Linked DNA regions of Homo sapiens: region 2 is linked to region 1. Evidence: read pairs that join two places in POLR2A ChIA-PET (ENCODE). Cell type or tissue: PC-9. All regions are shown on one strand. Each heading gives the region's core, and the rest is flanking DNA. Links, peaks and the distances in the headings are about the cores only.

Region 1 (12,448 bases), core at 4,625-9,624:
TGTCTGTGCACATGTATAAATGTGTGTGTGTCTGGAAGTAAGCATGTGAGTGAGTAAGAGTCTGCATGTCCTGCTGTGCCCCCGGGCTGGGCATCTGTATGTGGTGTGGTGGCTAGCCGTGCATGGTCATGTCTGGCCCCACGCGTGGCCCCGGAGGGTACACATTTGTGTCCATGCACGCGGTGCCTCTGCAGCCAGGCTGCAGCCAGGCCCTGCCAGCCCGCTCCCCTCCCGCGTCGGGCTGACGGCTGCCTGGGGCAGGTCTGAGGAGCCAGAGAACTCTTCGCGCTGTCACTGTTAGGGAAATCTGTGTCATCAGGCGCAGGACTGGAAAACAGCCAGCGCAGGGGGCCCTTGAGCCCGAGCCCTCCCCGCCCGCGCTGTCACCAGGGCCACGGGGCTCGGGTTAACTGATCGCAGGGAAAAACCCATTAAGCGCCTGCCTCTCCCAGTCATCCGTTATCGCGCGGACGGTCGCTCTTCTTCACGTAATTGGAGAAACTTTTCCCATTACCCGCTGTCTCTGCGAGGCGGCTCTCCCGCCCCCGCACCCTCCCCGCGGCCCCTCTGCCGTCACGCGGGTTCTTTTCCTCCTCCTTAAGAGGCTGACCTAATTTCCACTCTTTGTCATTTTCTCCCGACCAAACTCGGAGTCGGCTTTCTCCAGGAGCTGCTAGGAGCCTGGGCTCCCACTGAGCAATCCAGAGCAGCGTCTCCATTTCCTGGGCTCTCCAGGCCATCGCAGCCCCCGGCCCTGCCACGCACCGGCGCAGCCCCTGCACTCGGGCGGCCCTGCCTCGGCGGGATGAGTTCGTCCGAGGTGCATACAAGATGAGAAACAGAGCGCCGGGTTGCAGTGCCAGGCACCGAGCTGGGCTCCCCGAAGGCAGGCTCCAGTCCCTCTTCCCTGCTTCTTTCCGTGGGAAGGCAGAGCTGACTGTGGTTTCCAGAGGGGCAGCAGCAAAAACGAAAACATACTGTCCTCCTCCAGCGGCTGGGTCCTACCTGGGGAGGGCCTGTGTTCTTCACCAGCCTGGCCCCCAACCCCAGAGGGGAGCCCGGACAGAGGTTTTCTCTTGCTGCCTGGGTGCCTGAAGTTGGCAGATTGGCCTCCCAGGGACCTTGCTGCACCCTTGCCCCGCCTTGAGTCAGCCTCTGCACCTCTTAGCGTCCCTGGGAGGAACCCCCTCCCTGGCACCCATCGTGCGCACTGCGACCTGGACAATGCCCCAGCCAGCGTCAGTTCTGCTCCCTGTGAGAGGCACGGACCAGGCATGGTCCTGACTGCGGCTGGGTTCCCTGGGGTATGTGAGTGCCCGTGGGCCCCGTGGGAGGGGGTGTCCCACCCAGTGCCTCAGGCCTGGAAGCCAGGGTAGAGCCTCAGTGGACACAGCCTCATGGCAGAGGAGCTGCAGGAACGCCCTTGGACCTTTCTGCTTCCCGAGGGAGGCAGACTTATGGGGAACTGAGCTGGAGAGGGCCTCCATAGCTCAGTCCACACCCTGATGCCAGCCTCCCAGGAGGCTCTGGTGGGTGAGACCCGAGAGTGCAGGTTGCCAGCAATTTGGGAACTTTCCTGGGATTTCATTCAGCTTCTCCCTGACCTCCTAACCTGATTCCCTGACCCTCTGACCCCTACCTCCTGGACCTTAGGTAACCATTGCCACAATCCCTGCCCTGCAGACCTCCACACCAGCCTCTTTCCCCCCCTGTGCCCCGCCTCCCTGCACTGCCAGAATGTTGCTCCTGGCCCTGGGCTAGGAGATGGCTCTGGCCGTGTCCACTTGTGACTGGGTTCGCTAGTGCCCCTGGATTCTGTCCCTCTGGGGAGGGTCAGTCATGGTTCCTCTGTCCCCCAGCTCATCCTCACCTGGTGCCACCTGATGCCCATTGGCACCCACAGTTTCAGTCCTAAACTTGGAGCAGGAGGGCAGGCTGCCCCCTGTGGGTCCCAGCCCATTTGCAGATCGCTTATTCTCTTTGGAGAGTGGGTTTCTGCTTTGCTTTTTGACGTTTCTATTGACATCTAAGTTCCATGCAGTAAGCTTGCAATCTTTCATGCACCACATGGGTGACGTCATCCAGGCCCAGAGAGAGAACACTGCCTGCACCTGTGAGGTCACTTGTGGCACCGCTAGGGAAATATCTGCCACACAGGCCAACCACTATTCTGGCAGGAGGTTAGCGCTGCCTGCCCTTGACCTTCATGGATGCGGACGCAACCAATAGGAGCCCATTTGTATCTGGCCTCTCTCACCACACCTCATGCCTGCTCACAATGCCTAGCTGATAGCCAGCCTGTGCCAGGAGACCTCGGGGCTCCTCTGCTTCTGCAGGACGGGCTCAGTTGACTAGCATTGGGCACTTGGGAGGGCATCTGAAAAACATGCCATTGGGATGTCTCCACCACATCTCTCATAACCCCTCCTGGTGCTCAGAAACCCCCCCACCCCCACTGTCCACACTGATGGGCTGGTCCATCTAGCACTGGCCTCACATATGGCATTCCCCCTCAGGCACTGTGCCCCTGGGCCTGCTATGGGCCCACCACTCCTGCCCAGCTGGCCTGGCTTTCAGGTGCCGTGGATGCAGCCTCCTCAAACCCTCATCTCGGGCTCTGACTGACTCATGACCAGAGTCACTAATTTTGCCTTTCTAAATATTGACAACTGCGTGATGTGAGCTTTGACCAAGCAGAACAGACACGGTGGGTGTCAAATGCCAGCCTGCTAGTGTCCCAACTCCTCCATGCCAGCTCCCAGCACATGCACACACAGGCACACAGACACACATGTGCACATGTACTCACAAGCACACATGTAACACCCTCCCACTCACACACCCACAGATGCACATGCACGTACACAGACACACATGCATGCACACAGACATATGCTCTGCTGCGACCCTTTCAGTTCCTTGGGGCCACTTCAGCAGGTCTAACTCCTGCCCCTGTGGCTGCCTCTCCTCCAGAGTAGGTCAGAGTGGATGTGGCCTCAGTTGCCTCATCTGTGCTTGAGGAGGATTGGACCAGCTGCTCTCTGAGGCACTCTGGCAAACTAGCCACATTGTCTGGGGCACTTCCTTCCCTTACTGCCACCAGTTCCTGGGCCTCAGTTTCCACATCTCTGTAACTGATCTCCCAGCTCAAAGTCTGCGTCCCAGTGCACTGAGTGCGTGTGCAGCACCCTGGGTGGCAGAGGATCAGAGCCTTGAGCCTGAGGGTGTGGGTCTTGGAGGGTGCCCCGCCTGGGCCTCTCAGGAGGCCTGGGGGGACGTGGCCACATGTTGTTCTTGCGGAGCGCAGACCAGGTCAAAGCCTCTGCACACTCTAATCCCTTGGTGGAGCCTCTCACCGGCCTCACCCAGATAATGCCTCAGATTGGGATGCCTTGGTCCCCAGGGAAAGCTCCCCTTGCCTCCCAGAACAGGTGAGATGCCCACCTGGGGGCCTTACAGGCCTGTGCCCATGGCTGGGCCACCTCAGTGGAGCTATGATCTGTAGCTGATGACCTGATGGGCCCGCCTGTCTTCCCTGAGACACAGCTCTGTTCAGGCTGGGCTGGCTGTTTCTGCTTACCCATGCGTCCCCAGAGCTTGGCAGTGCCTGCCACAGTAGGTGCCCATGACGACTCACTGGCTGGGTGGAGCAGCCCAGCAGTGGCTCCTGGCCAAAAAGGGACTGGGAGGCTCCCCAGCAGGCAGCCCGTGTGATTCTCTTCCGAGGCTGCTTTGGCCCCACCAACATTGCTGGGCTCTGCCAGGGGCGGTAGACGTCAGCTGAGCTAAGAGGGATCCTCGAAGTGACAGGTGCTTCTTAGCTCCGGGCGTGCTCCAGGCGCGCCCCGGGCCCAGGCTGAATTGGCTGGTACAGCAGCCCCTGTTTCCTGGGCTAATTAGGGAAAGAGGGCTGGGAAGGGAGGGGCCAGAAGTGAGAGACGCTCTATTCTGGGCTCAGACCAAAGGCAGCGAGGCTCACTTGTGAGAATGGTGTGTGTGTGTGTGTGTGTGTGTGTGTGTGAGAGAGAGAGAGAGAGAGAGAGAAACAGAGAGAGACAGACACAGAAAGGGACAGAGATCAAGACAGAGAGGAAGAGACAGAGAGAAAGAGGGAGAGACAGACACAGAAAGAGAGACAGAGATGGGGGTGTGTGTGTGTGTGTGGATAGAGGGCCATGTGCCTGGATTGCACACGTGTGTATGTGCTGTGTTTTTGTGTATATATAGGCATATGCCTGGATACACACTTGTTTCCGTGTTTTGTGAGTGTATGAGTACATTTGTGCCTTGTGAGTCAGTGCGCTTGTGTCTGAATCTGCATGCACGCTTTTATGGCATGCACACTTGCTCCTGTGTGCATGTTTATTTCTGTGAGTGATGTTTGCATTTTGTGTGTCTGTGTTATGTCTGAATGTGTGTGTGTGTGCATGAGCGTGCAGTACTGTGGCTCTATCCCTGCTCCAGAGCTTCCATTTCTATGCGAGGACTGGAACTGTTGTTTTTGGTGGTGGTCCCTTTCCATCTTGTTGGCTCCTCTCTGGGCCAGATCCTCTGAGGAAGGACAAGACCCTGGGGCGATGGCCTCCTGATTGCCCCGTGGGTCATCTGGGTCCTGCCCCATCCTGGGCCCCGCAGACCAGGCTCCTGGCCATCTGCCTGACCCCAGGCCTGGAGCCTGGTTCCCATATCCTGGGCACATCACAGCTTCAGCAGACACCATCAGACCGTGGCAAGGGTCCCTCTGTGAACCCCATGGACACCCCTCTTGATCCTCTTTCTTAATAAGGGGCCTACAGAACCCTGGATCTTGCTGGGTGATCATGTCCTATAACGTGGCCATTTTGTGAGTGATAATCCCACGCGACCACAGGCGCTGGCCAGGACTGTGGTGGGCAATTGTGCCAATGCCCCTAGGTCTCGTCCGCAGCTGCACTGTGCCCACCCAGACCTCTGCCTGGGCTATGCTGAGGGAGCTGTGTGGTCTGGCAAAGCCCCTGGAGGCTGGTTTCCTTGTCTGCACAGTGGTGCTGCCCTCCCGGCTAGAGGAGGGTGCAGGAGGGAGCTCTGCCCTGGGGAGGCCTTGCTGGCATCTGTGAGCCCTGCTTGGCTTGAGGCACTGGCAAGGGCAGTTGGGCTTGTGGAAGGGCAGGGAGAGTGAGCGAGAGGGTGAGGGAGAGGTGAGTGGGAAGGAGGGCAGCAGGTGCACAGAGTGGGGCTGGGGAGAAAAGTGGGCTCTGGCGTGGGGAGCCAGCGGTGTGCACTCATTGCGGTTGCCTTTCCTCCTCCAGCTGTGTTGGAGGAGGGAAATGATGCCATGTGGAGGCCAAGGGGGTGGCTGCAGGGGCCCCGTGAGAGAAGATGGTGGCTGGTGCTGAGGCTGGGGTTGGACAGTGTTGGGGTGGGGTGGGGCAGTGAGGTGGGGAGGGGGAGTGAGACAGCAGGGATGGGTGGTGCCTGGGCCTTTGGTACTCACACAGGGCCCAGCTGCTCGTTAGCTGTCTGGAGCATCCCGGGCCTGCCTGGATGGGCAGGAGGTGGCCCTTGCTCGGGGAAAGGCCTCAGCAGGATACCAGTGGACCAGTCCTGGAACAGCCGCCGGTGAGTGTGAGTACTCAGTTTCCACACCAGAACAACAGGAGGAGCAACCCCCAAGGGGAGGGCGGGTGCTGGGATGAGTGGTAATGGGGCCGGGGCCCGGTGTCATCAGGCTGGGCACTGCGGAGAACTCAGTGGGGTTGGGGTGGGTGGCAGGTGGGCACCACGGGTGCCAAGGAGACTCTAACAGACCCCCTCTAGTCAGGAAGGGTGGCAGAGCCAGTGTGGACAGGGGAGTGAGAGGCACTGGCGGGGGCGACTCAGGGCCAAGTGGGCAGCTGCTGGAGCTGAGTTTGGGGAGAGATGATGGGACAGCTGTGGCAGAGTCACCTCAGCCTCTGAGAGGACAGGGAGCTGGGGTGGGGGCTGCAGTCCTGGCCTCCCCACCTCTCCCACCCCGCACCTTCCCCTTGCGCTCTCAGCCCAGAACATGGGCCCCAGGCCCTCATGGCCCGTCTCGGGCTTTGCCTCATAACTCTTTGTGGCCAGGGTGGCTGCTCCTGCCTTGGGAAGCCTGCTGTTTGGGGCACCAGGCCTGACCTGAAACCCTCACCTGGAACCTGACTCTGTGCATCCAGAACCAGTGGCCCACACTCCTGGAGGCTCAGGGCCCATCCTGTCGGGTGCCAGACAGCATCAGGTCAGAGCCACACCAGCCTGGTGCTCAGAGGTGTCCCTGTGTGTGGGGTGGTGGCATCCCGCTGTCATGAGAAACCAGGCTCTAGCACAGCTAGCAGGGGCCCTTGGCTACTGAGAAACCCCTTCACTCCCTGATGCTCTCACCTGTAAAACTGGGGGCTCATGGCATAGGGCTCACAGATAAAGGGGAGCCCTGTGAAACCCTGATACATGACACCAGTCAATATCAGCTGTCCTGTGACCTCGTCTTTCTCCTGCCTGGCCTCTCCATGAACCACCAGGGATGGTCTTTGGGGGAATTTGATAGCCTGGTGATGGGGAGTTTTATGCAGATGAGACCTGAATTGGGTGTGGGCTTCCTCTTCCTGTGGGCAGGATGATAATTAGGGAATCCGTATGGAGGATGTTAGCTTGTGAAGGGCCTTAGATACCAGGGAGTCTGGGCACATTGTTGGGCTAATGGGGAAACTGAGACCCAGGCAGAAAGCCCTCAAGGCCCCAGGCCTCCTCCCCTAACACAGGGCAGCCTGTTTGTAGTTCTCATGAGAAGGATATTCCTGGCCTTAGGTCCTGCTGGAAGGTGCCCTTCTTGGAAAAGCCCCTGCCGGGAGACTGCAGGTGAGTCAGGGCAGTCGCTGCCAGCCCCGCCTCCTGGCTGATGGCCATCCTGCGAAACAGACCTCGGCTATCTCCCCGATACTGACAGTTATTGCCACAGATAAGAGCAGAGTAAACATGAAATCCTTTAATGCATTTGCTAACAGCTGTTCTCTGTTTATAGACACCAGGCCAAGCAGGAACCTTGGCTCTATAAAGCCGGGATGCTGGGCACGGGTTGCCGCCTGCCCGCACTCAGCTGGGCAATTTTAGCCAAGCCCAGGCCTCTCTGGGTCTTGGTTTCTCCATCTGTGAAACATGCGGTCCCAATGTGACGGCCTAGAAGGCTCTGGCATCCTGTGAGCTGATGTGTGAGGACAGGGAGTGTGTGCAGGTACGTGACGCACGCACACACAGACTCACTTGGGGAAGTCAACTGTCAAGCTCAGTGTTTTAAAATGTGCTTATTTATTTGGCTTGTTTGTGCGCCATCTCTTCGGCTGCCTTTATAAATATTTATCAATGTTGTTGCAGTGGCATTTCCTGGGAGGAGGTGAGAACCGGCTGAGAGGAAAGGATGTCAGAGAGGAGCTGACAGGTGGAGGGCCCCAGGCCGGGGAGGGAGGAGGAAGCCAGGGCCTGGCTCCAGGGGGATAGGGGCTATGATGTGGGGCCTGACCTAGGACTGAGAAGCTGGGATTTGAAAGTGGGACCCAAAATTCAGGACATCAGGTAAGGATGAATCAGGACTATGAAGAACCAAGTAACCTTGGACAAGGCCTTGGACTTCACCATTCACAGCTACTTATTAAATAACAATACTTAGCATTGACTTGTGCCTGCCAGACACTGTTTTCAGTATTCCCTTATTTAATCCTTATAAACAACTCTCTGATGAAGGGACTGCAATCCTCCCTGTCCTACAGATAAGGAAATCAGGGAACTGGGATTTAGTTACCTGCTCAATACACACTATTTTGAAACCCAGAGCCAGGCTGCAAACCCAGGCAGCTGGTTCCAGGGCTCTCACATAGCCACTTAGCCACTCCTTAGTCAGCACTCCATCCTGGGAAGATCATTTGCTTCCTAAACAAATGTTCCTTACAGCCTGCTCCACACCTGACCAGTTCTGACCTTGCTCCTGGGGCAGCAGAGATGACCAAGAGAAAGCCCCTGACTTTGAGAAGCTCAGGGCAAGTTGAGCATGAGAATGTTGCTGTGTAGTGAATGTTCAGGATACATTGGGAGGGCATTTAATCCTCACCCAGGTCAGCAGTGGCTAGCCAATCTTGGCTGGCCCAGGAAAAAAGTGTCCTCAGTCTAGAGTGGAAAGGAGAGGCCTGGTAGCAGAGGGATGAAGCTGGAGGATGTGGCAATCAAAGAGAAATCTGGTGTTGAGCCTGAGGAACAGAGAGGTAGAGGCTGTATCAGCTAGCTTTTGCTGTGTAACAAACCACCCCAAAGCTTCCTGGCTTAGCACAACCACCAATTGTTTAGCTCATGATTCTGTGAGTTGGAAATTTGGGCAGGGCGGGCTTCGCTCTTCTGGAAGTAGGGTGTTATAATTTTACTCATTTATGAATCCTTTTTTCTTGGCCTTTTGAAAAAAAAATTTAGTTCTAATTATATGGGTAGCTAATAGATGTGTATATTCATGGGGTATACGTGGTGCTCTGGTAGGCACACAGTGTGTAATAATCAGTTGAGGTAATTGAGGTATTCATCACCTCAAGCATTCTTCATTTCTTTGTGTTAGGAACATTTCAGTTCCAGTCTTTCAGTTATTTTAAAATATACAATATGTTATTGTTGACTGTAGTCACCCCATTGTGCTATCAAGTACTAGATCTTATTTATTCTATCTAACTCTATGTTTGCACTCATTATCCATTCTTACTTCTCTTCCCCCTCCCTGCTACCCTTCCCAGCCTCTGGTAACTGTCATTCTACTCTCTGTCTTCATGAGTTCAGTTGTTTTAATTTTTAGCTCCCACATATGAATGAGAACATACAAAATTTCTCTTTCTGTGCCTGGCTTATTTCACTTAACATAATGTCTCCCAGTTCCAATGATGTTGCAAATGACAAGATTTCATTCTTTTTATGGCTGAATAGTATTCCACTGTGTATATGTACCACATTTTCCTTATCCACTTATTTGGTGATGGACACTTAGGTTGCTTCCAAATCTTGGCTATTATGCATAGTGTTGCAGTAAACATGAGAATGCAGATCTCTCTTCAATATGCTGATTTCCTTTCTTTTGGGGCTTGGCTCTTCTTGCTGGGCTCACTAAGATGTCTGAACACAGTTGGGATGGCGGGGCCGTTCTCCACAGTCTCTCCCCTTCCACAATGATCTCCCTGGCTTCCTCACACTCTGGTCACAGGGTCCTAAGAGTGAGATTGAAACACACAAAGGCTCTTGAGGCCTTGGCTTGGAACAGGCGCCATGCTGTTTTCCAGTGCATTGTGTTAGCTAAGGGTTTGGGAAATAAAGCCCACTCTTTGGTGGGAGAAGCTGCAGAATCATATTGCAAAGGATGTGGGCAGAAAGAGGGGAGAGATTTGGAGCCATTTTTGCATCTCCCTTGCAGATCATGTACAGTTATGCAAGTCAGAGGGGAGGTGGGAGGGGGCTGTGGCCGGATTCCGTTTAGGATACAATTGTATTGCAGGTGTTGATAGGACCTGTGAGAAGAAGTGGCAAATGCAGCTTTGGGGATCTGAGGTCTAGATTGGTCCTTTCAGTGCCTCTTCTTCATGAGTGGCATCCAGAGTGTCTAAGTGCCTGCTCACCATCTCTGCCGATGCTCCCTGGTGCTGACTGGCCCTGGGCAGCCCCTACCCGCCTGTCAGTGACCACGTAGGCTATGTTCTGTCTGCTGGGCTAGACGTCCACTCCGCTCCAGTGTCGGGGTGTGAGGTCCTTGCAGGACCCAGGCCTGCCCTGTATCCACATCCTGGTCCTGCTCCTCACCAGCTGTACATCCCTTGCAATTCTCACCCCCTTTCTGAGGCTCAACTTCCTTATCTTCAAAGGAGAGGACAGAGGCTGCCCCTGATCCTATGAGGACACTATGGTGCATGCACAGCCCCTGGCATGAGGCTGGCTGCATAGGGATCCTGGTACCGTCATGTGTTCCCCAGTGCCCTCCAGAGTCTGTGTGTCTCTCACTGTAAGCCGGATTCAGCACTTCCATTAGCTGGCCCAGGGTGGGCCACAGATCCCTGACTATTGGCTTCTCCCTGAACCCCATCACTGCTTATGCAGCCCCACTAGGGGTGTAGGCTAGCATCTCCACCTTCATGGCCATGGCTGAAGCTTGACCCCACCCCCTAGGTGCTCAGGCCTAAGGCATGGTGCCATCCTTGACGCCCATCTCTCTTGCTCACACCTCGTCAGCCTCACCTTCGCAGTATGTCTAGACTCTGACCACTTCCCCCACCCCTACTGCTGTGCCTATTCCCAGCCACTGCCATCTCCCACCCCCTCACTGGGCTCTGGGCAGCCCATTCCCTGACATCCCTGCTCCCCACGGGAGGGTTTGCTGGTCACACCTAAGCCAGAGCAGGCCCCACCTCTGCTGCAGGCTCCACCATGGCCCACATGTGCCCACCAAGTGCCTGAGACCTCTCTGCCTTCCTCTCCCTGTCCTCCTCCTGGCTCCTGCTAAGCACCCGTGGTGCTCTCTCTTTTACCGCCTTTCAATCTCTCCTTTTTTTTTTTTTTTTTTCAGACGGAGTTTCGCTCTTGTTGCCCAGGCTGGAGTGCAATGGCACGATCTCAGCTCACCACAACCTCTGCCTCCCAGGTTCAAGCGATTCTCCTGCCTCAGCCTCCCAAGTAGCTGGGATTACAGGCGCCCACCACCATACCTGGCTAATTTGTGTATTTTTAGTAGAGATGGGGTTTCTCCATGTTGGTCAGGCTGGTCTTGAACTCCTGATCTCAGGTGATCTGCCCACCTTGGCCTCCCAAAGTGCTGGGATTACAGGCATGAGCCACCACACCTGGCCTCCAATCTCTCCTCTAAGGCCACCTTCTCCATCAAGCCTTTCTAGGTCACCCTCTTAAAAGTTGCAACTCCACCCAAGCACATGCGACCCTTTCCCTGCTTCAGTTTTCTCCACAGCCCTGTTGCCTCCTGATATAGTCTAGAACTGAGCGATTTTGTCTATTAGCTTCCCTCAGGATATGAGATCCATGAGAAGAAGAATTTATATCTATATATTTGTTCATCATTATGTCCCCTGCACCCATAACATAGGGCCTGGCACACAGCAGGTGCTCAAGAAGCATCTGCTAAATGAGTGAACGAGTGGATGGATGAGTGGATGAATGGATGGATGGGTGGATGGATGGATGGATGGGTTGGTGAGTAGATAGTTGGGTGTGTTGGTGGATGGGGGGGTAGATGGATGGATGGATGGATGGGTTGGTGAGTAGATAGGTGGGTGTGTTGGTGGATGGAGGGGTAGATAGATGGATGGGTGGGTGGATGGATGGATGGATGGCTTCCAGTTGTCAATGGCCCACTGCCCAATTTGCTTCCTGTGTAACCTTGGCCCAGTTGGCCAACCTTTCTGTGTTTCCCCTGTAATGTAGGAGCAGTGGAGATGCCTCAGCATCACTACCCAGCAGCCAGACACAAGTTTTGTTTGGCTCAGACTGCTTTAAACAATTTCCATGAGTTGCCAACATTTTGAAACAGGGAGCTTTCACATAACAATCCATCTTCCAGCTACTTGTGAAAGAAAGATGGCTCACTGGCTCTGGGCTGCAGCCAGGGGTCTGTCCCTGCCAGTGCGACCTGTGCCCAATCCACCTCTCTCCAGCCACACACAGCCTGGGCAGGCAACTGAGTTTGAGACCCTGCTCTAAGGTCTGTGCATCAAGGAGGCCACTTCTGGAAAGGGAAAGATCACACATTTATTGGGCACTTCCTGTGTTAATGAAGCCCACACTTTGTGTTTCTAAAAGCCTTTAGTAGGTCCATGAGCTGGTCCCATGTGGTCAGGCATGGAAGCTGGTAACACGGGGGTCACAGGAACAGTGAGGGACATGGCCTGCAGTGGTGGAATTGCCATGGTTTAAGACATCTTGTTCCCTCTGAGGAGTCTCTCAGCATAGTCACTTGTGATGATGAAGGACATGGAGATGGCACCAGTCCATTTTGTGGATGGGGACATTGAGGCTCTGCAAGGTACACAGCCTCTAAGATCCCACCACTTGTGGGGGCAGAGCTGGGATCAGGGTCCAGGTGTGTCTGCCTTTCCAGCCACTCCCTCACCCCTCACCTGCCTCTGCTCAGGCTGCCACAGACCCCTGGGCTCCCAAGCTCCACTACCCGAGAGTCTTCTGTTCTGTCTTCTTCCTCAAGGTCTTACTACTTGTCTTCCCTGTCGCTGACCTCTTCTTGGTGGGTGTGGGGGAAGAGGAAGAAGAGGAGGAGACGGGGGAGATGGAGGGGGCAGAAGGAATGAGAAGGAATGGACTCAGAATGGCTGGCGGCCAACACCTCAGTGGGCCATCCTCAGCCATGCCCTGCAGCCAACCCATCAGCCCGGCCCCAGACACTTACACTGTGGAGGGGGCAAGGAAAACCAGGACCCTC
Region 2 (12,448 bases), core at 3,010-8,009, 270 kb after region 1:
GTGCCCAATCACATGCCCTGCTGGGACTCATGACTACCAGAAACCCCTCAGAAGTCAGTTTTGCAGAGCCAAGCTGGAGCCTGCTCATACCCCACACACACCCCTCAGGCCCATCAGTGGCAATTGAGAGCTAGAAAGACATGACCAGTGTTTCTCAGATAGGAGTAGCACCAGGTGGTCACAGGAAGATGGAGAAACCCAAACAACAGCTAAAACGAGAACAGGGTAAAGAAACCACAAAATAACCAAAAACCCAAAATAAGGGAGAGAAAACGGCCCAAATCCTGGTCACGGTGACACGTCCATAACATGTCTGTGTCTTATTTGGATTTCCAGACAAACCCAAATAAGAGAGAAAGGGGCAGTAACTGGGGGTCCCTGAGATCCCCTCCTTTTCCAGAATACCTGGTGATTATTCCACCCACTGATTAGACACCCATAAAATTAGAAACCCAAACCCTCGGTTCATTCTAACTCCTCTGTGAATTCTTTCTTGGACGGTATCAAGAACCTGGGAACTTGCTGGGCTGGGATCTCACTGGCCTCTGGAGACCCTCCTGAGCCCTCTGGCAACGTTTCCCTCGGCCCCGGATCCCCGACCCGCTCAGGCTCCACGAAGACAGCAATGTGTGTCCCCAACCAATTCCCAGTACTTCAAAATACCCCACTCATTTGTGGAGGAAAAGACCACAATAGGTCTTTTGCTTTCGGTGGGAATTCCCTCAACCGAGGGCCACACCAGGGCTGAGAGGGGCTCACATTGCTCAGATGTTTATATTGATGATTGACTCTGGGGTTCTATGATTGATACCAAACCTGTCAATACAACCTTTACAAAAAGGGTGCAGACTGCATACCAAGCCCTGCCTGAGCTTCTTGAGTCTATTATCCAATTGAACTCTCACAACCACCCCCCAAGACAGTTATCATCCCTATTCTTGCCATTTTACAGATACAATCGCTGCAGCTCAGAGAGGTACAGGGAGCTTCCCAGAGTCACCAGGAAATTGTGGAGGCAGGACCTGCGCTCAGGTCGCTCCTACCTCACCAGCAGGGGGCTGAACCCCACGTGATCCACTGTTGCTGAAACTTTCTGGTCTTCCATGGCATGACTCAGGTCTCCTCCTCTCGGCTCTAGCTGGTGCAGGAACCTCCCAGCTTACCTCCTGACTTCACAGTGTACCCTCCTCCCCAGCCTGCCTCGGCCCACCGGCCAGATGAGTTTGGGGTGAAAGATGTTTATTAGGGATCAACCCTTGTGAGAAGAAGGGTTGGTGGGGGAATGTTGGGCAGAGGGAGAAGTCAGTCTGCAATGCAAAATCGAGAACGCTCAGCCAACCCAGAGGGGAGCTCCAGACAGAACAAGCCCTTCAGTGCCCCAAGCAGATGGAAATGGTGGGGCCTTTATCCCCTAGAGCCCTCAGGAGGGCATGGCCTCAGGCAAAGCCGGCCCTGAAGAAGCTGACAGTCAGAGGTGGTCTCCACTGCACACCTACAACAAGGCATGTGAAGAGTGGGGAGGGACACCTCTGTGTCGACTACACCACGTCCCATCCCTGGCTGCAGGCTTCAGTGTCTCCCCACGGAGGCAGAATGCAGCTGGGCCTCCATGCTGCTCAGTTGGTGGCATTTGGCTTCTGGCTCTTTGTTAGGCCGCCCTGCCCCTGCCCTCTCCTCTCAGAGCCCTCCACCCCTCTGACCACACCCCAGAGGCTTCCTTAGCTCCTCCATGGTCTCCTCTCCCCTAGGCTGACTTCTCCCCGGAGACCACCTCCCTGGGAGCCTTGCCTGATCACTGTCTTGTGAGTATTATGCAGAACCCTCTGGGCCTCCAGCCACCCCTGCACAGCAACCACCTCCTACCCCAAGCCAGAGTAGACTAAGTCTGCCCCATGGCTCTGGGCAGACCCTGCCACAGAGCAGAAGGGACCCACCGCAAGGTGGGGAAAGATGACTGGGGTAATCAGAGAGCCAAACTCAGAGCCCCAGAGGGCTGGAGGCTTAGGGACATGAGTAACAGGGTTGGCAGTGAGCACCAGGCGCTTGTGGGACCGTGGCCCCACCTAAGGGGGATGACCTCCGCCCAGCCCCAGCCAACTCATCCAGATGGGAGTGGGCACAGTGTGGACCGATTCCTCCATTTCCCCAGAGAGCTTAGATGTCTAGGTTTTTGTTTCAATTACCTTGATTTTTGGTTAAAGTTGGCCTCTACTTTCAAATTAACAGAAACACTGGATTGTGTGACTCAAACCAAGACCCTGCAGGCCCTGGAGTGGACAAATGAATGCACCACCCCCGCTGGGGCTCAGTCACGGAGCACATGCTAACTAACTGCCTGTGTGGGCCCAGAGCCCCAGCCTCACAAAGTCCCCAGGCGGGGAGACAGCCAGGAGGCAGTGGTCTTCATGAAGAGTGAATGATTATTAGTACAATGTTTTGGGATAAATGGAGCAGTCGGGGGTGGCAGTTTGAAGGGAGCGGGTCTGATGGAGAGGGTGATATTGGAATGGGGACTGAAAGGCTGGGCGCCAGCAAGCCCCACAGCTTTGCAGACCGGCTTTTGGAAGGTGGGGGTATGGGTCACAGAATCCTAAGAAATGTGGCCTTTATTCACTGCAAGGTGACAGCCAGTGGGGTTTTAAGTGGAGGAGATGCTTGCTTTGCTTACTTTTCAATGGGGCCGCTCTGACTGCTTTTGTGAGCATGGCTGGGTGGAGAAGGTAGGGCAGGGTGGCTGTCACAGTCATCCAAGGAGGACGGGAGGGTGGCCCTGACAGCGGGTGGCGGTGGGGCAGTGAGAAATGGTTGGATTGAGGACGTGTTTTGAAGGTAGAGCCAGCGGAATGTGCTGACAGACAGCGCCTGGATGAGAGAGGAGGCCAAGGTGCCCATGAGGACAGTGTGGAGGGGGAGAGCAGGCTCTGCGGAGAAGGCCACAGCACTGTTCAGATGCAGGGCAAGGTTGGAGCCTCTGAGGCCTCCATGGAGCTGCCCAGCAGGCAGCTGGTGCAGGACTGGGACTCTGATGGGGAGAGACCCAGACCAGACTCTCCTCTGGCTGAATGAACAAGTTCCAGCAGCAAGGGACTTGTGTTTAAACGCAGGAGGCTGACCATCCCCAGGGAGGTCATTCAGAAAATGGGGCCAGAAGCTGCTGCAGACCCAGGCCTGGCCACCACCCCGTCCACTCAGGGCAGGGCATGTGGCCCGGGAAGGGGATGGGGTGGAAATAGGCCGTGACTGTCCTGAGGACACAGGGGAAGAGAGGATGGGGCGAGCCCAGGGGTCTCAGCCTCGCCTGGGCGGATTAAGCATCTGAAAACCCCACCCCCACCCCAGGAGCTCCAGTCCTCATGAGTGACAGGTGCAGACGGTGCCCGGGTTGCCATGACAACGGAGAGATGCACTGCTGGCAGTCCACACTTCCTCTCTGACCACCCTCCGCCCCCTATGGGCATCAGGGTGCAGAGAGGCAAAGGCTCAGGCCACCGGGTCAAGCCGTGCAGGCAGCTGGTTAATGAGCCAACCCTGGGCGTCCCTGGGAAACAGTGACCAGGACTGTTAGGATGGCCACTGAGACTTCACCAAGGTGGCTGCACTATAAGTACCAGCAGCGGTAGTGAGTGCTTTGGTGCAACAGCCTGTCTTTGGGGTTCTGGAGCCAGGCTCACTGAGTGACTCCAGAACCAACTAGCTGAGTGACCCTTGGGAAAGTCACTTAACCTCTCGGGGCCAGCTTACCTGGAAGCGGTGGGGACAGGCTCAGTGGGATGCTCCACTCCCTTCAGTACCTCTTAAAGCCTAGTGTGAGAGCCGTGCCTCCAGGGTCCTACCCCTGTCACCTCCACCACTGCCAGTTCCACCATCCTCCTCCTCCCGGCCTCCCCTCCCTGCCCTGGCAAACTCCACTGTCCACCACTGCCTGTTCAGACAACCTGTCCCAGGTATCACTGTCCCTTCACTTCGGGGGACAACTCTCTCTCTCTCTCTCTGCCGACTTTTACAGATCCTTTCTATGTCTTTAAGAGGTTGCCTTGTGACATTTCCACCAGGGAGCAGAGGAAGGGAGGGTGGCTTCCAGGAAGAAGGCAGCCCACCCTCTGGTGCTCCCTGCTCATTTATCTTACTCTCCCCTTCCTTTGTCTCCCTACCTCCCTCCCCAGCTCATCCCCTTCCCTTCACCCCACATCCACCACTGACAGATGGGGCCTGCAGCTGCAGCCTCCTGTCCCCCGGCCCCCGTGGTGGCTGCCCCCTCTGAGGTCAGGGCAGGCCCTGCAGCTGGCAGCCCTGCCTGCTGGAGCTGAATTCCCTGCTGGCCTCCCAGCCCACAGCTGCATGGAAGGACTGCTGCTGCTCTAAGCAGCCCCTGGCCAAAGGAAGAGAAGGGCAGTGCTAGGACATTTCACACAGGGTCTTGTTTCGTTTAGTCCTCACCATAATATACCCATGAAGGCACAGTAAACCCATTGAACAGATGAGAACAACTGACACTCACGGAGGTGTTGGAGCTCCTTTGTGACAGTCAGAGCCACCCAGCTAAGGCGTGAAGGAGCCAGGCTTGGAGTCCAGGTATGCATGGAAATGGGTGGTGCCCTCTTGGCCCCACGGTGGGGCTTCCCAGATTGTCTTCCTGTTCATCTGCCTGCCATGTAACTCAGAGCTCAGAGCACAAGGCTAACATGGCCTACGGTTCGCATAGGAACCACTGAGCTGGGGTTGGCCCTGGTCCGAGGCTGGGCCTGGACTATGCCTGGTCATGGGGATGTTGGACACTACATCTGAGATTTGCTCTTTGCAAATCTCATTCCTTGCCCTGCTCTGTACCGTAGGGCATTGCCTTGCCCTCTGGCTTCCTGAAAGTATGTCTACGGGAAGGCACTGATAGAGGCTGGCGGGCAGGAGGAGGAAGATAGCCAGGTGTTTCTCCCTATTCAGTCTTGGCAGCACCTCTGGCAGTGCTGTTTCCTTCATAACTCTAGCTCAGTTTGGGGCTCCGCCAAACTGAACCCCCTTCCATGGTCGCAGCTCCCATGCAGAAGCCTCTACCATGACTCCGAAAGGTGCCCTGGTTTCTGGGCTCTGGTGACACTGCCTTCTCTCTGTGGGACAGCAGTCATGAATCTCCGGCTTGCTTAAGTCACCAGCCAGTTTGGTTACCAGTTTCCCTGTATCAAATCACCTGTTTATGAGACCTAGAGTGACTTCTGTTTGGGAGAAGAGATCCTAGACCATCCCCACTGTTGAAGAAGAAGAACCTAGCCATGACCATCAGAAAGGAGGAGCAAGGAGTGAAAGATGTGTCTCAGATCCACAGCGTCACCAGGAGGTGGCCACCAGCCCACTCTGGGACCTGGCCTCCTCTCATATGAAAGACAATAGCCGTACTCTTGGTGCTTTCTTTGAGGGCTCTTGTCAGGGTAAAATGGGGCAAAGAGCTGGTTGGTGCTCAGGCCAGCACAAGGCACTCTCAGATGCCCAGGCCTGCACACTCTCATCCCCACTGTTCTCAGCCCGGCCTGCCTGGGCACAGAGGTGGACTACTGCAGGGCCCGCACGTCTCTCCAGCCTTATCTTGGGCTGTTCCACCCACCCAGAGCAGATCCACACAGATTCCGAGGAAGTTCAGCAAGGCTCTGACTGTCCTCGGGAAAAGGGGGTAGCTGGCACACAGGAGTGAGTCCCTGAGAGATCTCTGCTAAGGCAGCAAAGTCTACATGGTGCCCTGGAGACCTTGTTCATTTTGTCCTCTCAAGATGACAACCTTACTGCTCTGGGGAACTTTCCACCTGCTCAGTGCACCAAAGGAAGGGAGACTGTCAAAAGAACCAGAGGATCTGAGATTGCAAAGGGACATCATGGGGCCCTTGAGGAACAGCTTCCTGCTGGTGCACAAAGCCCAGCCAGAGCCAACCAGAGCCGGCTGAGCATCTACAGGGACAGGGGCTTCCCACCTCCCAGGTCCCCACACCACACTGAGCAGCTCTGAGGAAAGTATACACATGGGAAACAATGGCAAATGGAAATAGGATACCGTTATCATTAGAACTCTGGCAGACCTAGCTCATTTTGGTCCAGAGGACCTTTCTCTCTGCCTGCTGCATAGAGATAAGCTGGGTAGCTTCCCCAGGGGCCTAATCTCAGCAGTTGCCCCTCCTCTGCAGCTGGCCCCACCCTCTCCCAGCATGTGGCCCTCCCTGGGACAATCACACTGCCAGGTGCCCAGATCCAGGAGAGAGCACTGTGTCCAAGCCAGCCTAGCCCCAAACCTTCCCTGGATACTTGAAGGAGTGGGTTGCCCCTCCACACCTGTGGGTGTTTCTCGTAAGGTGGAACGAGAGACTTGGAAAAGAAAAAGACACAGAGACAAAGTACAGAGAAAGAAATAAGGGGACCCGGGGAACCAGCATTCAGCATATGGAGGATCCCGCCAGCCTCTGAGTTCCCTTAGTATTTATTGATCATTCGTGGGTGTTTCTCCGAGAGGGGGATGTGTCAGGGTCACAAGACAATAGTGGGGAGAGGGTCAGCAGACAAACACGTGAACAAAGGTCTTTGCATCATAGACAAGGTAAAGGATTAAGTGCTGTGCTTTTAGATATGCATACACATAAACATCTCAATGCTTTACAAAGCAGTATTGCTGCCTGCATGTCCCACCTCCAGCCCTAACAGCCCTAAGGCGGTTTTTCCCTATCTCAGTAGATGGAACGTACAATCGGCTTTTATACCGAGACATTCCATTGCCCAGGGACGGGCAGGAGACAGATGCCTTCCTCTTGTCTCAAATGCAAGAGGCATGCCTTCCTCTTATACTAATGCTCCTCAGCACAGACCCTTTAAGGGTGTCGGGCTGGGGGACGGTCAGGTCTTTCCCTTCCCACGAGGCCATATTTCAGACTATCACATGGGGAGAAACCTTGGACAATGCCTGGCTTTCCTAGGCAGAGGTCCCTGCGGCCTTCCGCAGTGTTTGTGTCCCTGGGTACTTGAGATTAGGGAGTGGTGATGACTCTTAAGGAGCATGCTGCCTTCAAGCATTTGTTCAACAAAGCACATCTTGCACAACCCTTAATCCATTTAACCCTGAGTTTGACACAGCACATGTTTCAGAGAGCACGGGGTTGGGGGTAAGGTCACAGAATCTCAAGGCAGAAGAATTTTTCTTAGTACAGAACAAAATGGAGTCTCCTATGTCTACTTCTTTCTATACAGACACAGTAACAATCTGATCTCTCTTGCTTTTCCCCACAGATACTCATGCTAGAGCTGGCCCTTCAGAGACGAGGCCTGACAGCCTCTCACCAGCCTCTCTGGTCTGCACGGAGGGCTAAGTTCCTTGCTGGAGGCTCCTCACCTTCGCTTCCCTTTCCTTGTCCATTATGGCTGGGCAGTGGTGTTCCTAACCCTCTCCCCAATCCCAGAGGTCAGGGATTTCAGGGACTGGTGGAAGGATCCATCCTCAGAGCGAGTCCTGCCCACTTCGTCCTCCTGAGAGGCTGTTCCCCTGCCTCTGATGTCAAGGCCAGGTCTGAAGCGATGACTGTGGCCCTACCCGACTTCCCTGCACAGCATTTCTAGTTCACTAACTTCATGAATCTCCCTGGCACCCTGCTACCTCTGGGCACAGACCACACCTGCCCTCCCTCCCCAGCCCCCATCTCACCTGGGATTCCCACTTCGATGCCTCCTGTGGCTCACTCATGGTCTGGAGTCCCCACGCCTCTGTCCCATATTTGTCTGAACACACATCAGCCCTCAAGGTCACCAAGGGGGTGCCACCCACGGCTGTCTCTGACCCCCAGTCTTCAATGCTGGGGCCTCCTGGGCTCTGGCCTCACTGTGGAAATCACTCCCAGTCACTGTCTGGAATCACTTCCTCTTCCCCATGCAATAACCTTGGGCCCCTGTCACCCTCTGCCAGGGAGAATAACAGCAAGCCCCAGGGTCCTAACCACATAGATTAATCCTCATTTGGTCATCTGGGGTAGGCACTGATGGTATCCCCCTTTCTTACAGATGAGGAAACAGAGGTGCAGAGAGGATAAATGATTTGCCCGACATAAATACTGTTCCGAACAGGAGACAAGGAAGTAGTAGGTAGAAGAGAGTGGTTTCCCAGCAAAGGCCCCACCCTCAAGCCTGGATTCCCAGGTCAATAAATGAGAACAGGCTTTCTTGTTTTCGTGCCCCAAAAGTTGCCTTTTTGGCCCACAATGCCCCCTATCTTGCCCCCAATATAAACCCCAAATCCCAAATTCCAGGAGAGACCAGCAGACCAGCAGATCAGTGATGGCCAGCCATGGGGTCCAAGCCCAAAAGCCCTTGCCCTGGTTCCTGCACCTGCCTGTCTGCATGCTCCCCCTTCCCCTCCCCTGCCATAAAGGGTTTGAGCTCCTGGTGGCCCAATAGAGAGACACACCCCTGTCGCACATCCTACAAGGGGGGCCAGGGAACTCTCCTGTTTCAATATGGCTTGCCCACAGACAGTGTGTGGGAGAGCTGAGATTTGAACCCACTCTGCCTTGAGCTCCCAGCTTAAACCCCTACACTGTCCAACCAAAAGAATAAGTCAGAGTAGTTCAGAACATTCCAATGTGGCATGATTCACTTGTTCTCACAGGGGATGTGCAGAGGATGGTGACAGAGAAAGGACTGCCCACCCCCACATACACTGGGGCACCCCCAGGCAGCTGCTACAAGCCAGGGTGGGATGGGGGCATTCTGACCCCGCTTATTACTCCCCAGGGCCGGGGAGGATGGGAGGATGGGCAAGGTGACACCCAGTCATAGCTGCATTACCTCATTGGAAGTATTCTCTAACTGAAACATTAAACTGCTAGTGAGCATAATTTCTAGGCAGACAGCAACTTTGCACAGGAAATTTGCAAGCATTACATGTCCTCTTTCCTTGTTGCAATCTGTATAGTTTATCTTCTGAAACAGGGCTCGTGACTAAAGAACAAGTCTCCTAGGCTGCTACTCCCAGAAACGAAAAATATATCATTCCTTACATGGCAGAAATTGGGCTTTCAAACCTATAAAGGAGAATTTGAACAAGGCTCTCCCAGAGCAGTTCCTGTCTTCCTCTGGCTCTTTCTACATCTCTTTCCCCTCTTTTTTCACTTTCACACTTCAAGACTGAGACCTGATTTTAAACCCAGTCCATTCCTGCTTAAGTGTCTGATGTCTCCTTTCCGAAGCTCAGAGCAGTCATCTTCCCTTCACATGACACATTCTAAAGAATTCTCCCTGTCTCCCCAGGGCTTCCCACCAGACTGAAGCAAAACTGACTCTCAGAATGCAAATGCCTCAGTCCCTGGCCTCCATTTATTTCTGCAGCAAATGTTAAGCAAGCACCTACTATATTCCAGGCACCATCCTAGGCATGGGGCAGCCGTGAGAAAACAAATTCCTACCTTCGAGTGTTCGTGTGTATCAGTTTAGCAGCTCTCAGCTGCAAGGGATGAAACCTCAGCACAACAAAGCTTAAACAATAGAGCTATTTAATGTCTTTTTTTTTTAATTTTTAAAAATAGACATGGGGTCTTACTACATTGCCCAGGCTGCTCAAACTCCTGGGCTTAAGCCATTCTCCTGCCCCACCCTCCCAAAGTGCTGGGATTAGAGGCATAAGCCACCACACCCGGCCATATTTTCTTATATGACAAGAATTCTGGTGGTAAAGGAAGGTCCAGGATTGGTTAATTCAATAGACCAATGATGGAAAGTCTGGTTTTTCCCATCTCTCCACTTTCCCATTATCAATGGATTGACTTTGCTCCTCAAACTAGCTCTCTTCCTGGTCACAAAATGGCTGCCACAGTTCCAATCATCATAACCAGGTACAAAAATGTTCCAGAGAACAGAGTTTCTTCCTTCCGACTCCTTTTAAGAACAGTAAAACACTTCAACATCCATGCATGATTAAAAACCTTCCCAACCTGATAAAAGGCATCCATGAAGAAACTCCAGCTAATTCAACACTTAATGGGGGAAGGCTGAATACTTTCCTCTAAGGTCATGAACAACGCAAGGATGTCCACTCTCACTACTTCCATTTGACATTGTTGTGGCAGTTCTAGCTAATACAATAAAGCAAAACTTAGAAATAAAAGGCATACAGATTGAAAAAAATGCAGGGCCAGGAGTCACTCATGCCCATAATCCCGGAGAGGGTAGATTCCTTGAGCCCAGGAGTTCAAGACCATCCTAGGCAACATGGCTACAAAAAAATAGAAAAATTAGCTGGGCATGGTGGTGTGCACCTGTGGTCCCAGGTACTCAGGAGGCTGAGGTGGGAGGATTGCTTGAGCCTGGGAGGTTGAGGCTGCAGTGAACCATGATTGCACCACTGCACTCCAGCCTGGGCAACGGAGCAAGACCCTGTCTCAAAAAAGAAAGTTACAGATGACATAATTATCTATGTAAAAAAAAAAACCCAAAGAATCTAAAAAAGAGTTATTAGAACTAATGAGTGAGCTTAACAAGACCATAGGATACAAGGCCAATAAACAAAAATTAGTTCTATTTTTATATGCTAAAAATAAATAATTCAAAGCTGATATTTAAAAGTGTCATTTATAATAGCATCAAAATTATAAAATACTTAGGTATAAATCTTAAAAAATATATTCAAAATCTGCATGCTAAAAACTATAAAACACATTTGAAAGAAATCACAGACCTAAAGAAATTGAAAGAGGTAATCATGTGTCTGGATTAAAAGATCTGGTATTGTTAAAACGTCAAGTCTCCCCAAACTAATCTATACATACAATGCAATTCCAGTCAAATCCCAGTGGGATTTTTATAGAAACTGACAACCTGATTCTAAAGTTGAAATGGAAAAGCAAAGAAACTAAAATAATTAAAACAATATTTTTAAAAGAAGAGCAAAAAGGAATCATACTACTTGATTTCAAGACTTATTATAAAGCTACCATCATCAAGAAACATGGTGTAGGAGAAAGGATGTATACATAGATCAATGGATCATAACGGAGTCCAAAAATAGACCCACACATTTATGGCCAATTGATTTTTGACAAAGGTGCAAAGGCAATTCAATGGAGAAAGGATAGTCCTTTCAGCACATGGTGCTGGAACAATTAGACATCCCCGGATGCAATGAGAAGGGGGAGGAGGAGGGGAGAACAACTTCAATTCATGTCTTGAACCATATGAAAAAACTAACTCAAAACAGAACTTAAAACTAAGTGCAAGCCTCAAACAATAAAACTTCTGGAAGAAAGCCTAAGTGAGAGTCTCTATGACCTTAGGTTAAGCAAATGCCAAAATCAATTCATTCCATAAAAGACAAAACTGATGGATTCGATTTGATCAAAATTAAGAGTTTCTATTCTTTGAAAGTCACAGTTCAGCATGAAAAGACTGAAAGAAAGTAGGTACAAATCACGTGTCTGATAAAAAGCCTATGTCCAGAATATACAAAGAACTCCCAAAACTCAATGATAAGAAAACAAAGAACTCTGTTTAAAAATAGGCACAAGATCTAAACAGACACTTCATCAGAAAAGATATACGGATGGCAAATAACACATGAAAAGACACTCAGGATCATTAAAGAAATGTAAATTAAAGCCACCACGATGAGACATATGTGTCTACATACATACTGGAAAGGCTAAAATTTAAAAAAAAACAAAAACCTCACAGTACGGAGTGCCTGTGAGGGTGTTGAGCAGCTAACCTTCCATATATTTATACTGCTAGGGGAAATGCAGAATAGGCTACCACTTTGGAAAACAATTTGGCAGTCTCCTATCAAGCTAAGCATACGTCTACCATATGACCCAGCAACTCCATTCCCAGGTATTTACCTAAGTTAACTGAAAACATATGTCCACACAAACTCTATCTAAATGTTTATGGACGTTTTATTCATAATCACCAAAAACTAGGACAACTCAAATGTCCCTCAACTGGCAGATGAATAAACAAACTCTGGTACCTCATCCAATGGCATACTATTCAGCAATCAAAAGGAATAAACTACCCATATATGCAGCAACATGGCTGAGTCACAAATTCCAAATGAAAAAAGTCAAATTCACAAAGCTACCTAGGCATTCAGAAAAGCAGAAGACTGTGGAGACAGAAATCAACTTGGTGTTTGCAGGAGCCGGGGCAGGGGAGATAGTGTCTACACAGGTAGTTTTGGGGGTGATGAACTTGTTCTATATCTTGATTATAGTGGTGTTTATGTGGTTGTATGCATTTGTCAAAACTCATCAGACTGTGCAGTATAAAAGGTGAGTTTTATTTTGTGTGATACCTTAATAAAAGAAAGAAAAAACAAACATTTCTCAGAAGCAACCTCCCATCTCAGTGGCTGGATTTGCGTCTTCCACAATTTCTAGCATGAGGAATGGGATTGTCTTGGCTGGTTTAGACTCATCAGGACTTGCTGGGAGCATGCAGGAGG

Evidence for each region. ChIA-PET counts read pairs that join two places held together with the same protein. Peaks named below come from ENCODE experiments on the same cell type or tissue, not always from the same donor. Only the 100,000 strongest peaks of a DNase experiment are listed, where the experiment ranks them.
Region 2: POLR2A ChIA-PET joins it to region 1 with 7 read pairs; 2 of 35 experiments call an interaction of 5 or more read pairs at or near these places.

What each region holds. Positions count from the first base shown.
Region 1 is chr3:127,135,123-127,147,570 of GRCh38, forward strand. No RefSeq gene overlaps it. Among named protein-coding and RNA genes, the nearest start is that of PRR23E, 52 kb to the right of the region's middle. RefSeq lists an enhancer at 3,630-4,130. In PC-9, for the core only: no CTCF peak of the experiment used is centred there; a DNase peak (open chromatin) is centred at 6,929; H3K27me3 peaks cover 2,284 bases.
Region 2 is chr3:127,405,370-127,417,817 of GRCh38, forward strand. No RefSeq gene overlaps it. Among named protein-coding and RNA genes, the nearest start is that of LINC02016, 21 kb to the left of the region's middle. RefSeq lists an enhancer at 1,014-1,073. In PC-9, for the core only: no CTCF peak of the experiment used is centred there; no DNase peak of the experiment used is centred there; H3K27me3 peaks cover 3,571 bases.